Regions from separate parts of the Homo sapiens genome. Here all the other regions are linked to region 2. Evidence: chromatin contacts called from ENCODE Hi-C or POLR2A ChIA-PET data. All regions are on one chromosome and are shown on one strand. The core of a region is the stretch at or near the end of the contact, and the rest is flanking DNA. Distances in the headings are between cores, read along the strand shown.

Region 1 (2,700 bases), core at 19-2,518, 270 kb after region 2:
AATATTTCAAATTTTTTTGTAGCAATTGGGTCTTCCTATTTTGCCCAGCTGGTCTTGAACTCCTGGCCTCAAGCAATCCTCCCTCTTTAGCCTCCCGAAGTGCGGGGGTTACAGGTATGAGCCACTGTGCCAGTGTGTTTTGAAATCCCCAAGAATTCTGGCAAGTATAGCATTAAGCATGGTAGGAACCATGGACAGGCATCTTCAAGGAGGGATAGGTGTTGGTAGATAATTGTAACCCAGAAGACAGAGTGGAATGTATCTGAAGACATAACTGCTGTTTAGCAAGGAGAGGGGAGAAAAGTTTAGGGAAGGGGAAATGTCAAGAAGGTGTTGTCCCCCTTTGTCCTAGCCCCATGACATGAAGGCTGCCGGGATCCACATCGCCTGGGACACCTGAAGGGGTAGACAGGGCTCTGGGAAGGAGGGATCTGGTTTCCATTAGATGTAGAGGATGGAGGGTGTTGGTTGGAAGGTTGAGGATACAGGGGATTTTGATTCCGGCTGAGCCTACACTCCAAACGGCACAGAGGAGGCCGGACACAGTGGCTCACGTCTGTAATCGAGCACTTTGGGAGGCCGAGGTAGGCGGATCACTTGAGGTCAGGAGTTTAAGACCAGCCTGGCCAACATGGTGAAACCCCATTTCTATTAAAAATACAAACATTAGCCAGGCTTGGTGGCAGGCGCCTGTAATCCCAGCTACTCAGGAGGCTGAGGCAGGAGAATCGCTTGAACCCGGGAGGCGGAGGTTGCAGTGAGCCTGGATGGCACCACTGCACTGCAGCCTGGGCGACAGAGTGAGACTCTGTCTCACAAAAACAAAAACAAACAAGGCCAGGCACAATGGCTCAGGCCCATAATCCCAGCACTTTGGGAGGCCGAGGTGGGCGGATCACCTAAGGTCAGATGTTCCAGACCAGCCTGGCCAACATGCGGAAACCCTGTCTCTACTAAAAATGCAACAATCAGCCAGGTATGGTGGTGTGTGCCTGTAATCCCAGCTACTCAGGAGGCTGAAGCACAAGAATCGCTTGAAACCAGAGGCGGAGGTTGCAGTGAGCCGAGATCGTGCCACTGCACTCCAGCCTGAGCGACAGAGCAAGACTCTGTCTCAAAAAAAAAAAAAAAAAAAAAAAGCAAAAGACAAAAGACAACCAAAAAACAACACCAACAAGGAAGGAAACACATTCTCTGACAGTGCTGGAAGCTGCATTCCAAGACTCAGAGTCTGCAGGGCTGGGTCCTCCCAAGGCCCCGCGGGAGCACCTGCTCCTGGCTCCTGTCCTGGTTTCTGGGGGTTGCCTCCCTCATGCCATTCTCCCGGTGTGTGTCTGAGTCTCCTTTCCTCTTCTCCTCAGGCCCCACCCTAATCCAGCATGAATTACTGGAGTTAATATTTAACATGAGAGAGGGGGAGCCATCTGTAAAAACCTGATTTCCAAATATGTTCCCATGGGCAGGTCCTGGGAGTCACCATTGGAACCTATCTTTTTGGAGGACATAATTCAACCCTTAACGGACGGCGGCTTATTCAAAGTCAGATCTCAGAGCCCCTCCCTAGGTCTAATGAGTTGCAACCTCCAGGGTTGGGACTGGAATTTCTAAGCTTCCTGTTGTCACAGAGACCAGTCTGGAGAGGGGTAGCACAATCTGGAAGGGCCTTGGAGTCACTCAGAGCACCAGCACCATGTCCGGGCCTGGACATGAGCCCTCCACAGTTTCCCTGCAGTGACCCCGTGCCCAGCCTGGGCTTGGCTTAGCTTCCTGTCCCGAGGGCAGCCCTGTCGTCACTTTATCAAATTTTGAGTGTGCCATCCCATTATTTAAATGCTCTTGCAGAGCAGATGAATTTTATTTATTTATTTATTTATTTACTTACTTATTTTGAGACAGGGTCTCGCTCTGTCACCCAGGCTGGAGTGCAGTGGCGCGATTACAGCTCACTAAAGCCTCAACCTCCTGGGCTCAAACATCCTCCCATGTCAGCCTCCTGAGTAGCTGGTGCATACCACCATGCCTGCTTAATTTTTTTTTTTTTTTTTGAGACAGGGTCTCACTTTGTCACCCAGGCTGGAGTGCAGTGGTGCAATCTTGGCTCGCTGCAGCCTCCACCTTCCAGGTTCAAGAGATCCTCCCACCTCAACCTGCTGAGTAGCTGGGATTACAGGCACATGCCACCATGCCCAGCTAATTTTTGTATTTTTAGTAGAGATGGGGTTTTGCCATGTTGGCCCGGCTGGTCTCGAACTTCTGAGTTCAAGTGATTCACCCACCTTGACCTCCCAAAGTGTTAGGATTATAGGCATGAGCCACTGCACCCAGCCAATTTTTTTTTTTTTTTTCTTAGAGACAGGATCTTGCTTTTTTGCCCAGGCTGGTCTCAAACTCCTGGGCTCAAGGGATCCCCCTGCCTAGGCCTCCAAAAGCTCTGGGATTATAGGAGTGAGCCACCACACCCAGACAAGCAGAAGAATTTTGAATTAAATGATAGGCCAGGCGGGTGGCTCACGCCTATAATCCCAGCACTTTGGAAGGCTGAGGTGGGTGGATCACTTGAGGTCAGGAGTTGTAGACCAGCCTGGCCAACATGGTGAAACCCCATCTCTATTAAAAATACAAAAATTAGCCAAGCATGGTGGCATGCACCTGTAATACCAGCTACTCAGGAGGGTGAGGCGGAGAATCACTTGAAACAGG
Region 2 (2,790 bases), core at 242-2,741:
GGCAGATCACACAGGTCACAGATGCCTCCTCGTCACAGGATGTGGTCGCTGCACCCTGTCCTAACTCCAGTCCTTTCCCTCACCTTCACCAGCTAACCCCTTCCCTCCAAACCCCCTCCCCTGATTGCTGTCAAGGTCAGCAGGCCCCGCCCCATCCATGAGCGAGCCAAGGGTAGTATCTGCTCAATGCCGTCACTCCGTGTGGGCCAGCTTCTCCTCGCCCAGGAACAAGGGGATTTCCTGACTGTCTCTTTAGGCAGGGTGACGTAAGCTGTTTTGCTAGTGTAGAGCCAAAGAGCCTTCCAGGCCTTCATTTATCTAGATGTGGAGTCCTTTGGGAATGAGCATAGCAGGCTTGTTCCTGCCCAGCATCTTGGAAGATCTCGGACTAGTGCTCCCTGCAGATGATTGGGACCTAAGAAACAGAGCCCTGCAGAAGGACTGGCAAGACCACATGTCCCGGGGTGGCCAGTGTTTCCAGCAGTGACACTTGGGATTGAAACCAACCTTTGCAGAGCGAGAGACCCCACAGTACCAGCTGTGCCACTGACTGGGAAGTGCCCAGCCTTGGCCCTAGAGTGGGAAAATGGCCTGGACATGAAATGTGTGGGGACCTGACACCTGTGCTGGCCCCTGCAGCAGAGGCAGAGGCCCAGGCAGGCGGGGACCTGCTTTTCCCAGGGCTCTCCAGGGAGTCCCTGCACAGCCCTCAAGAGCCTGCCCTGCGTTATCATCCTCAAGGTCAAGAAACTTCCTTGGGGGAGTCTCCAGAGACAGGCAGCCTGGCCATGCCCTGGCGGACCCACCCACTCTACTCCAGGACCTCCGGATTTGGTCTGGGAGTCTCGGCACAGGGGAGTCTGCCATCGAACCAGCCACCTGCATCAGAGCCGGGTCCACCTCCTCCGTCCCGCTGTGGCTCTTTGAGCCTCAGTTTCTTCATCTGTAAGGTGGGAGGTGAGGATGACCAATTCAGTGTCTGGTGAAGACAAAATTTATCCCCTTGTCCAGGGCTGGCCTGGAGCAGACCCTCCCCTTCCTCCTCATCTCGGCCCCAGGACAAGCATGGCTTCCCTCCCTAGCCTTCCTCCCTTGGAGCTCCAGGCACTGAGGACTCCTGGCAGATCTCATTCATCTCTCTCTCTCTCCCTCTCTCCCTCTCTCTCTCTCCCCGACCCCCCCCCCCCCGCCAGAAAGCCACGTAGATATCCCTCTCTCCTGGAAAACTTTCCTGCCCCCAAGCCCCGGTGGGGTGCCTCTCCTACGGCCTTGCATGTATCCCAAACTTTCCCTACCTTCCCATCAATCGTGGTGAGCTGGAATTACCTGATAATCTACCTGCCTCTCTCTTGGACTACAGTCCCCTTGAGAGTGAGACTGGGTCCAGTAGACTGTTGTCTGCCCAGTGCCCAGCACAGGGTAGATGTCCATGAAATATACATGGACCAGTGACCGACTGAGATTGAGACTTGACTGGAAGCATCTTCCAAATGGCTGCTGGGAGAGCAGCCCATCCGGCACCCCAGCTCATGCCCCATCCCCCACTCCTCCAGCTCCTCTCCTCCCAAGTCCCTGCCGTCACAGCCAAGCTCGCGCTCCAAGGCAGCTCTGCCATCATCTGATGCAGACTCGTCAGCTGTTGCCATGGAGACCAGCCAGCAGTGAGCTCTGTGCCCTCCTGCTGCAGGGGCCGAGCAGAGCATGGGGGCACCCTGAAGCGTGCAGAGAGAACCCATCAAGGAGGAGGCGGGGGGAACGCGTGGCTCTGCATCCAGGCAAACCTGGAGTTGGGCCCCATCTGCCCCTACTCTCCTTCCTACACCTGTGACACCTCAGGCAAGTTGCTTCATCTCCCTGAGCCTCCCGTGAAATGCAGAAGATCCCAGCCACCCACTGTTATTGAAGGATGGGATCGACCCATTAGGGCATGGAGCTGTCTCTGTGTCATTTTGGTGTGCCAACCCCTGCCTTGGCTTTCTGGGGGCTGTTTTGAGTGTTCTCTCCCCTTGAACTTTGTGTCCAACTCTCCCCACCTCAACTCAGATGAGGCTGAAGGAAGGAGAGATTCCATTCCTACAATAGCACAAAAAGATTTTCTGTGACATTTGAAAACAAGAAGAAGCCTACAGGTTTGTTAACCAAATTTTGAACTTGGTCTGGCTCTGAGGGCTACTAATGTGGGGGCCACATTGGTTGCTTCCTGCAGTGAGCTAAGGGCTATGGGCAACTCTGCTCATGAAGAGCTTAAGGTGGCATCTCACTTGCAGGACAGCCTCCAGGTCTCACTGGAGTCAGGGAAAGTGATGGTTGTCCTATCTCCTTGTTGCTTTAAATGGTAGCTATCTCTGAAGATGGCTGAATGTCCCTGTGCCCACTGGGGACTTTGGGAACAGAAACATGCCAAGATGCTACAACCGGCCCTGGGCACAAAGCCACCTCTCCAGCTTTCCATGCCCAGCATTAGTCCTGGCATGGAGCTGAACACCTGTGTCTGAGGCAGGCCTAGGCCCTGATGCAAAATGTACCACCCACCTCCTTCTGCCAAATGTCAACTCGACCCAGCTGCAAGGCAGAGAAAACTTGGCAGTGTTCCCAAAGGGGACAGGAGATTGTCTCTTTTGTTAAATGAATGGATGGATGGATGGAGGATGGATGGATAGATAGATAGATGGGTGGATGGGTGAAAGGGTGGGTGGATAGGTGGTTGGATGGATGGGTGGATGATTGGATGGATGGGTGGATGGATGGGTGGGTGGGTGGGTGGTGAATGGGTGGGTGGGTAGATAACTG
Region 3 (2,700 bases), core at 201-2,700, 480 kb after region 2:
GGAGTGGCTGGGCAGACGGCTGCTCGGGCACCTCGGAGGAGGGTTCAGTAGGTGGCGAGGGGAAGGAGGGGGCTCCAGGGGGCGGCATGTAGTGGTGCACCAGCTTGAGCACGCAGTCGAAGCGGGGCACGGGCTGCGTGCTCCGGGGATCGCTCTGCAGAGAGAAGCTGCCCCCCTCACACTGGATGCGCAGGTTCTTGGTCCCAGACTGGGTCTTGACGCTGAGCGTGAAGAAGTGGCGCTGGTCCGAGCTGTCGCGGATCAGAAAGGTGCCGGCGGGCTCGGCACTGAGCAGCAGGTTCGCCTCGCCGCCGGTCACTGCGCTCCAGTAGAAGCCGCTCTCCTGCAGCTTGCGCACTGCGTTCACCACCAGCTGGTACTCGCTCTTGGAGCTGAAGGTCTTGAGGCGCAGGCTGGTGTCCAGGGGGCGGCTCATCCCGGCGGCGGGAAACTTGCTGTGGGTGACCATGGCGCACGGAGCCAGCGTGGATCTGCGCGGCGGCGGCTGCAGCTGCTTCGCGGCCTCCGCACAGCGGCCGCTACCGCATCCCGGGGGGCTGCGGAGAGGAAGGCGCGAGCGCGTTGAGTGCCCGGAACCCTCCAGCGCGCCCGGCCCGCCCCGGCTCCCCTGCCTTCGCCGAGCGACTGGGGCACCCACTGCCCCGGGGGCCCTCTCCTGGGCCCGCGCTCCGATCCAGGCGCCTCACGGAGCCCGCACGGCTCCCGCCCCTGCCGGCAGGGTGGCCCCGGGCAGCCCCTTCCCAGGCGCGCACTGCAAGGGCGCAGCGTGGGAAACTCGCGCGCGGAAGTTAGGTCTCCAGGAGTGTGGCCGGGTGGGGAGCAGGAGAAGGGCCCCCGGGACTGCCTGGGCGCCGCTCAGTCCAGTAGCCCCGGGCGGTGTGGACGGAGGGAGAAACCCGAGGCACGGGGGTAGGGAGGGGACAGGAGAAGCCCGAAGGCCCCAGCCGGAGTATTCCGGGAACCTGGGATCTCCGGCTTCCATCCGCTCTGCCCCTACCTCGTCACCTCCCTGCCGGGAATGACCCGGGAAGGGGAGGGGAAACCGGGAAAAGCTCCCGGGACTGAGCGAGACCCCTCCCCACGCCGCGCTCCTCCTTCCTACCTGGTCCCGAATCGAAGTCTCCGTCCTTGGGGCTGAGCCCCCTCGGGTCCCCAAGGCGACGCGGCGGCGAGACGGCCAGCGGTGGCCCGCGCTGCGCCCAGATGTTGGCGGCCGTGAAGTCCACAAAGGAGCCTTCGCGCGCGCGTCCCTCGAGCTTCCCCTGGGCGCCCGCCCTGCCCCCTGCGCACCCCCGGACCAACCGGGAGGGGACCAGGAGAGGGACCGCGGCAAGGGGCCGCGGCGGGAGCTGGGCCGGGCGGGCGGCTGGCGGCTGGCTGCGTGCGGGGCCGAAGCGGCAGCAGCGGAGCAGGGAGTCCAAGTCGGAGCCGCCGCGGAGGCCGCGCTCGCGGGTATATAGGCGGCCGCCGCGCCCCGCCCCCCGATTCCTGGAACTGCGCGGCCGGCCTTCTTGTAATGTTTAGTCACTACTCGCAGCAGAGAAAGGCTGAGCGCGGAGGGTGAGGGAGGGGCCGCGGGCGCCGAGGGCGGGCCGCGAGCAGGGGCAGGGACCGGGAGGGACGCGCGCGGAGACAAAGCGCGACGAGAGGCGGCCGAGGCGGCCGGTGGGCGCGGCGCCAGCCCCGGCGGCGCGTTCCTGGCAGCGGCCCCTCCCCGCCGCGCGCTCCGCCCCCAACTTCTCATTCACACTTTCCCCCCACCCCCCTCCCTTCTAAGAAGGCTGATTTCTGGCAGAGGCGGGGGCGCCGCTTCGGGAGAGCGGGCAGTTCTAGGAGGCCGACCTGGAGAGCCTCCCGGTTCCCCTTCCCCTTTTCCCGGACCCCGCGGGGACACCCCCTCGCCGCCACCCGGGCCTCCCCGAGGGCCCAACTGCGGGTCAGGCGGCCCGGGCCAGCCGAAAGGGAAGTGGGGCTACCCCACAGCCAGGCAGCGGGGCTGGGGTCAGACCCGGGAGCCGGAGGTTGGAGACGTGCGACAGTCACCTGCGGGCAGATTCCAGAGGGGAGACCCAGGGCTGCAGGGGACGCCCCTTCGTGGCAGCTACCCAGCCTCGGCCCACTGCCAGGTTCTTTGCCAACCCTGACGCGAGTGTGGAGCCCCCCTCCCCTCCCCTATGAAAACGCTTTCATGCACTGGGGTCTGCAAACCTGGTTGGTCCGGTGTGGGTTGGGCCAGGTGCTCTCGGCCGGGCTGGAGAGCTCGAGGTGGAACGATGGCCCCAACCTACGGCCCGCGTCCGCCAGAGGGCGCCCTGGGGTCTCCTAGGGGAGGGCAGTTTGGTGCTGCGCGGCCCAGGCCTTGGAATAGGCACGCCAGGGATCTGCGGGAATGGCTGTCTCCGGAGCTGGAAAGGTGGCCGAGAAGGGGGCATTCACACCCCAGGCTGGGGTCAGACCTGGGAATAAAATTCTAGCAGGAGAGAATTTCCGGAAAGCAGTTTTCCGGGGTTCAGGCTACTGCCAGATGGCCCACACCCCCTGGAATGTGACCCCCTGCCTCTCTTGGGGTGGGGGAGGACTTGATCACTGGCGGGGAGGGGGTAGAGGGGAGGAGAGGAAGTGATTGAGGTGAAAGATTGGTTTGCTGCTGGTCACGTTGGCACTGACGTAGATAGTTTG
Region 4 (2,700 bases), core at 44-2,543, 360 kb after region 2:
CGGACTCTTCCTCTCCTCCTCCTGGCCCCCAACTTCTGCTGATGAGGCTTCTCCTGGGGGTTTGCTGGGAAGCCAGGGATGTGAGCCTAACTTCAGGCCTCTCACGGCAGATGTGCTTGGGCTCTGGGGATAGGACACTGGGGAAGACACACCGGGGAGGGGCTGCTGGGACCACCAGCGTTCCCGGAGAGTGTGTGTGGTGGGGAGGGTGTGCTGCTTGACCCTTCCCTTCCAGAACAGAGCTGCCCACCTTGCCTCCACGTGTTCTGGGGCGTGTGGAACTTAGCCAGGCCAGGTAACTTCTTCACTCTCTCATTGGCCAGCCACATCCCTCACCCTCTGGTTGGTTAGTGGACTCCCTCACGCTCTGATTGGCTAGTCAACTCCTTCACTCTGACTGGCCAGCCACATCCCTCACCCTCTGATTGGCTAGTTGACTCCACTCTGGCCAGTTGATGCCCCACACTCTCTGATTGGCCAGTCAGTGTTCCTTACCCTCTGAATGGCCAGTTAACTCCCTCACTCTCTGGCTAGTCTCCACAGTGATTGGCCCAAGGGTTCTGTCTGTGTTCATGGTTCTCTGAGTGTCAGGCTTTGCAGCTGTGATTAAGAGGCGGATGAGTGCCTCCCAGGGAAGAGACAGTGCATGGTTCAAGGTCACCCAGAATAGACAACATGACATCAGGCTCAAATGGTGCTGCGTCGTTTACAGCAAGAGGAGAGAGCCTGTGCACCAAAACCGCTTGCAATGGTGGTTCCCACGGTGGGATCCACTGGCCCACGTGGGCCTCTTTCTTCAATTTTTTCTTAGAATTTTTCAAAATAGGTAACACGTGCCCTTGTGCCACAAATAGCACAAAGGCGAGTAAACACTGTCACCAGCTGTGCGCACGTCTGTCCATCCAGAGGTGTTCTGTGTGTGTGTGAGCAAGCGTGTGCACGTGCCAGAAACAAGCCCTGACTCAGAGGCCCTTCCCCCAGCATCGAAGGCGCTTGCTCCTCTCGCCACAGCAAAGCCCCTTCTCCAGGGATGGCCCAGCTCCGCCAGGTCCTGGGCCCACTGGCATCCCACTCGGGCATGTTTATCTGCACCACCTGGTAGGTGCCCCTGCCAGGGGCCTGACCTCTGTGAGGACAGGGGCCTCTCATCAGCTCAGGCCCTATGCCCAACCAGCATTTATAAATGCAGTAGGCAGCCCGCAAGAGAGCCCCCATCTGTCCTCATCTCCTGGTGCTCACGCCTCTGTAGGCCTTACCACACTGAGTCAGCGCTGACTTGGGTGTCAAGTAGGAAGTACCAGCGTGTGAGGGGGTCATAAAAAGGCAGCTTCTGCCTCGGTCTCAGACTGCTCACCCTAGGGGAAGCAAGTCATCAGACTGTGAAGACACTCAGGAAGCCCTGAGGAGATGCTCACATGGACAGGACTGAGGCCTCCGCCAACAGCAGCAGCAGCGTGTCAGCTGTGTGAGGACACCACCTGCGAGAGGATTATTCAGATAATGCAGTTCTCACTGATGTCTTGACGGCAACCTCGTGAGAAACTCCAAACCAGAACTTTCCAGCTGTAAGCCACTCCCAAATTCCGCCTCTCCCCCGCTTTTTTTTTGAGACAGGGTCTCACTCTGTCACCTAGGCTGGAGAGCAGTGGCTCCATCTCGGCTCACTGAGGCATGGCCCTTCTGGGCTCAAGTGATCCTCCCACCTCAGCCTCTCGAGTAGCTGGGACCACAGGTGTGAGTCACCAGGCCTGGTTACTTTTTTTGTTTGTTTGGTTTTGGTTTTTTTTGAGACAGAGTTTTTGCTCTGTCGCCCAGTCTGGAGTGCAGTGGTGCGATCTTGGCTCACTGCAACCTCTGCCTCCCGAGTTCAAGCGATTCTCCTGCCTCAGCCTCCCAAGTAGCTGGGATTACAGATGCGTGCTACCGTGCCTGGCTGATTTTTGTATTTTTAGTAGAGATGGGGTTTTACCATGTTGGCCAGGCTGATCTCCAACTTCTGACCTCAGGCGATACCCCATGCCTCGGCCTCCTAAAGTGCTGGGATTACAGACGTGAGCCACCACATCCAGCCACCTGGCTACTTTTTGTGTTTGTAGAGACGGAGTTGCACCATGTTGGCCAGGCTGGTCTCAAACTTCTGGGCTCAAGCAGTCCACCTGCCCCGGCGTTCCAAAGTGCTGGGATTGACTACAGGTGTGCGTGAGCCACCACACCCGGCTCACTCTCCAATTCCTAACCCACAGTGCTATGGGAAATAATGATTGTTGCTTTAAGGCAGTATGTTTTGGGGTCATTTGTTATGCAGCAATGGATAACCAATATAATGCACTTTTGCTGGTGCTTGCCCCAGACAGGGCAGTAAGGGAGACACGGAATTACAGGGGCTTAGAGTTACTGGCTTCCTTCTTTTTTTTTTTTTTTTTGAGACGGAGTCTTGCTCTTGTCACCCAGGCTGGAGTGCAATGGCGTGATATCGGCTCACCGCAACCTCCGCTTCCCGGGTTCAAGCGATTCTCCTGCCTCAGCCTCCTGAGTAGCTGGGATTACAGGCACCTGCCACCATGCCCTGCTGATTTTTGTGCTTTTAGTACAGATGGGGGTTTCTCCATGTTGGCCAGGCTGGTCTTGAACTCCTGACCTCAGGTGATCCACCTGCCTCGGCCTCCCAAAATGCTGGGATTACAGGCATGCGAGTTGCTG
Region 5 (2,700 bases), core at 61-2,560, 410 kb before region 2:
CTCTGGGCCCTGCCCTCCCCAACCCCTGCTTAGGGGACATCCCTGATAAGAGGAAATTCCAGCCTGTGACAGATGGCCAGTGTCCACCCACCCACGGGGGAACTTTTCTTTCTCTTTGTAAGTTTGCAGATTTGCCAGGAACTAAAGGAATCTCTGGTTGACAGGCCACTGTGGACATGGCTGGAGGGCTGGCACGGGCTGGATCTTGGGGTTGCTTTGAGGTAGGGGCCGCTCCTGCTGGAAGGTTCCTTGGGGTGGGGAAGGCATCAGGGCCATTCCCTGACCCTCCCTCTGCAGTGGATCCACTTCAGAGCCTGAGACAAGGCAAGGGGGCAGCAGAAAACAGAATATAAAATAGCCCCCCCCACCACACACCGCACCAGAAGTCAGAGGATTCATCCTTGGCCTGCCCTCCCTGCAGCCTAAGTTCTGAGAGTGGCTCTTTAGGAAGTGAATGGTGATGGTTTGCAGGTCAGAGCTTGCTCTGGCCCAAGATTGATGTCTCAATAGGCCGCGGAGCCTGGGTGAAAAAACTCAGGCTAGGGAGGTGGTGGGTTGCAAATGAAAGAACAGAGGAGGGCCTCTTCCAGAAAGCGGCGGGTGGTGTGAGGAGCCCTTGGACCTTGTCCAAATTTGACTTTACCGACTGGGGCCAATTGAAACCGTGCTGGCAGAAAGGCAAAACTGCTTGAGATTCCTTCCTCCACAATAGAGGAGAGGTTTGCTTGAAAGGGTTTGGCGAGGGAAAAGCTGGAGGAACCTTGGCCGGCAGTAAAAGTGGGGACCCCCGCCCCCTGCCTCGGGGGCGCCTCGGCCCCTGAATGAATGAAAGAGGAGGCTGGATGGAGACAGACTCACACCACCTGTCCCTTCCAGGTCCTGCAAAGGAGCACACAGGGTTCTTGTTGGCTCTTCCACCTTGTTAGTCACCAAGAAGGAGAAAACACCAACAGGGGAACTGTAAAGCTGCAGTTTTGTTTAAGCCCCATAGTGGAAACCGGAAAGAGCTCCAGCTCGGAGAAAAATGCAGCTCTTTGCCTTTGCAAATCCGTGTCTTTCTCTGGGAGGCCAGAGCCATTGTGCTCGATTTCTAAGCAGGGTTTCAGAGTGTCTCAGGAGGGGAAGGCAGAGTCTCAGATTTCCGGCATCCCAGGTCCTAACCAGGCTTTGAGGAGACGCTTCCTGTCCCATACAAAGTGTGAAGTGTAATTTGATTTGGAGTTAGTTAACAAATTAGATGAGCTGTGTGCATTTTAAAAATTCAGTCCTTGATCCCCCACCCACACACATTTGCACAATTTGGTCATTTATATTCAGTGTTTCCATCTTTAGAAGAGAACAGGAAGTCCCCAGTGACATTTATGGAGTGTTTGTAGTAGCTTGGGTAGGTCAGTAGGAACACAATGCAGTGAAAAGCAGAGTTGAGATGGGAAAATATCCTGTTTTCAGAGCCCCCCAGGGATGACATTCCTTATCGTCTCTGTCCACCCGCTCTGGAGTCCACTCCGCAAACAGCAACTTGTTCTCACTTGAGAGCTTCCTCCTGCCGGAGCTCAGGGATGGAGAGCAGCTGGCCTCAGTCTTCTCCTCTTACCTCTTTGTTTCTCAGACTCATCTTCCACCTTGAATAATTGTTTTTAACCTGCTCTCCCTCTTCTCTAGCTGTAGAACCCAGAACTTTGTGTGTGTGGTCAAAAGTTTAGAGAGTGCTGCAGGTAATGCTGAGATAACCCTATTAAATTCTGTAAGTTCTCATCACACCAAGTTTGTTTGTTTTTTTTAATTCTCATTTTATTTTATTTCATTTTATAGGGATGGGGTCTCGCTACGTTGCCCAGGCTGGTCTTGAACTCCTGGGCTCAAACGATCCTCCCGCCTCGGCCTCCCAGAGTGCCAAGTTATTTTTTTAACTGGGATCCACGGGCCTAGGGATTCTTTGATGAACCGTTCAAAATACGTGTGTGTCTGTCTGTCTGTCTTCAATGTATACTTTTCTAGGGAGAGTCTTTACTTTTCACCAGAGGTTTGTGGCACACACATGTCCTGTACTACTGTATCAGATTGTGAATTCCTTACATGTTAAAGACTGCTTCAAATCTGTCCGGAAGTCTCGGCTAATAAACATTTAAATAAATGAACTTCAAATTCCCATGTGCCACCACTGTTTTCATTCTGACTACTCTCAAGCCTGTAGTGTCATCTTTTTGTTACTGTGAAGTAGACACTCAATAAATACTTGTCAAATGAATCAATGTTATGGTCCTGGTCCACTAGGACCCCAGGATCATCGTCTACCATTATTGTCTATAGTTTCTTTACCATCTTGTTCCAGAGCAGTTCTTTCTCTGAGGTCTGCTCACCTCTGCACGTGTGTCTAGTTTCCAGCCCTGTCGCCTTACCATTCTCTTTCCTTTACCTGCATTTCCTGAACTGTTAATAGTTAACAATAGCTTCTCCCTCCACCCACTCACTCATACCTGAAGTGAGAAGTCATCATTGAGGTCTCTGTGGATTTTGTCAGCCCAACCTGGGGCGGCCTCCTGGAGGTGGAGTTTTCAGATGAGGGATGGACATTTTGGTGTCTGCTGGGTAGATCTACCTGGGAGCTTTGGCAGGGGCCCCAGGGCAGCTCTGCCTCTTTATTTTGGCTGTGGGACCCCTGGTGCACTAGGGTTTCTCAAGTAAGCATCTGTGTCCTGG

The links. Hi-C counts contacts between places; a loop is a spot of excess contacts on that map. ChIA-PET counts read pairs that join two places held with the same protein, here RNA polymerase II (POLR2A). Pooled maps may share reads with other maps.
Region 1: a map with no recorded cell type shows a loop between it and region 2 (2.7-fold over the local background). The contact joins the enhancer-like site here to the promoter of LINC01973 in region 2. A Hi-C loop is called at or near these places in 2 of 37 single-sample maps with no recorded cell type and 1 of 50 pooled maps. POLR2A ChIA-PET finds 5 or more read pairs at or near these places in 1 of 52 experiments (activated naive CD8-positive, alpha-beta T cell).
Region 3: a loop to region 2 is called in a map of CD8-positive, alpha-beta T cell, with 4 times the contacts of the local background. The contact joins the promoter of SOCS3 here to the promoter of LINC01973 in region 2. A Hi-C loop is called at or near these places in 2 of 168 maps with a recorded cell type or tissue (CD8-positive, alpha-beta T cell and naive thymus-derived CD4-positive, alpha-beta T cell) and 7 of 50 pooled maps.
Region 4: a pooled map shows a loop between it and region 2 (4-fold over the local background). The contact joins the enhancer-like site here to the promoter of LINC01973 in region 2. A Hi-C loop is called at or near these places in 1 of 168 maps with a recorded cell type or tissue (naive thymus-derived CD4-positive, alpha-beta T cell), 3 of 37 single-sample maps with no recorded cell type and 9 of 50 pooled maps. POLR2A ChIA-PET finds 5 or more read pairs at or near these places in 1 of 52 experiments (activated CD4-positive, alpha-beta T cell).
Region 5: a pooled map shows a loop between it and region 2 (3-fold over the local background). The contact joins the enhancer-like site here to the promoter of LINC01973 in region 2. A Hi-C loop is called at or near these places in 1 of 37 single-sample maps with no recorded cell type and 4 of 50 pooled maps. POLR2A ChIA-PET finds 5 or more read pairs at or near these places in 2 of 52 experiments (activated CD4-positive, alpha-beta T cell and activated T-cell).

The regions. Positions count from the first base shown.
Region 1 is chr17:78,150,308-78,153,007 of GRCh38, forward strand. The region is part of intron 2 of C17orf99 (chromosome 17 open reading frame 99); the gene reads left to right. Among named protein-coding and RNA genes, the nearest start is that of C17orf99, 5.3 kb to the left of the region's middle. RefSeq lists enhancers at 1,447-2,024, 2,025-2,601. Within about 2 kb of position 1,269, at least 4 of the 41 ENCODE cell types and tissues checked have a DNase peak (open chromatin) inside an H3K27ac peak, as active enhancers do.
Region 2 is chr17:77,882,596-77,885,385 of GRCh38, forward strand. LINC01973 (long intergenic non-protein coding RNA 1973) reads right to left here and starts at 1,492. Exons shown (of 2, transcript NR_028337.1): 1 at 1,327-1,492; 2 at 1-943. RefSeq lists an enhancer at 1-329.
Region 3 is chr17:78,358,627-78,361,326 of GRCh38, forward strand. SOCS3 (suppressor of cytokine signaling 3) reads right to left here and starts at 1,451. Exons shown (of 2, transcript NM_003955.5): 1 at 1,124-1,451; 2 at 1-557. The coding sequence starts at 469. It overlaps SOCS3-DT (SOCS3 divergent transcript), which reads left to right and starts at 1,822. Exons shown (of 5, transcript NR_110847.1): 1 at 1,822-2,147. RefSeq lists silencers at 563-802, 1,213-1,492, 1,503-1,812, 1,873-2,072, 2,303-2,352 and an enhancer at 807-1,455.
Region 4 is chr17:78,241,203-78,243,902 of GRCh38, forward strand. No RefSeq gene overlaps it. Among named protein-coding and RNA genes, the nearest start is that of TMEM235, 11 kb to the left of the region's middle. RefSeq lists a silencer at 413-462 and enhancers at 623-742, 1,213-1,342, 1,353-1,502. Within about 2 kb of position 1,294, at least 4 of the 41 ENCODE cell types and tissues checked have a DNase peak (open chromatin) inside an H3K27ac peak, as active enhancers do.
Region 5 is chr17:77,471,606-77,474,305 of GRCh38, forward strand. All of the region lies in intron 3 of SEPTIN9 (septin 9), which reads left to right. Among named protein-coding and RNA genes, the nearest start is that of MIR4316, 76 kb to the left of the region's middle. RefSeq lists enhancers at 1-358, 238-945, 322-461, 822-951, 946-1,651 and 1 more. Within about 2 kb of position 1,311, at least 28 of the 41 ENCODE cell types and tissues checked have a DNase peak (open chromatin) inside an H3K27ac peak, as active enhancers do.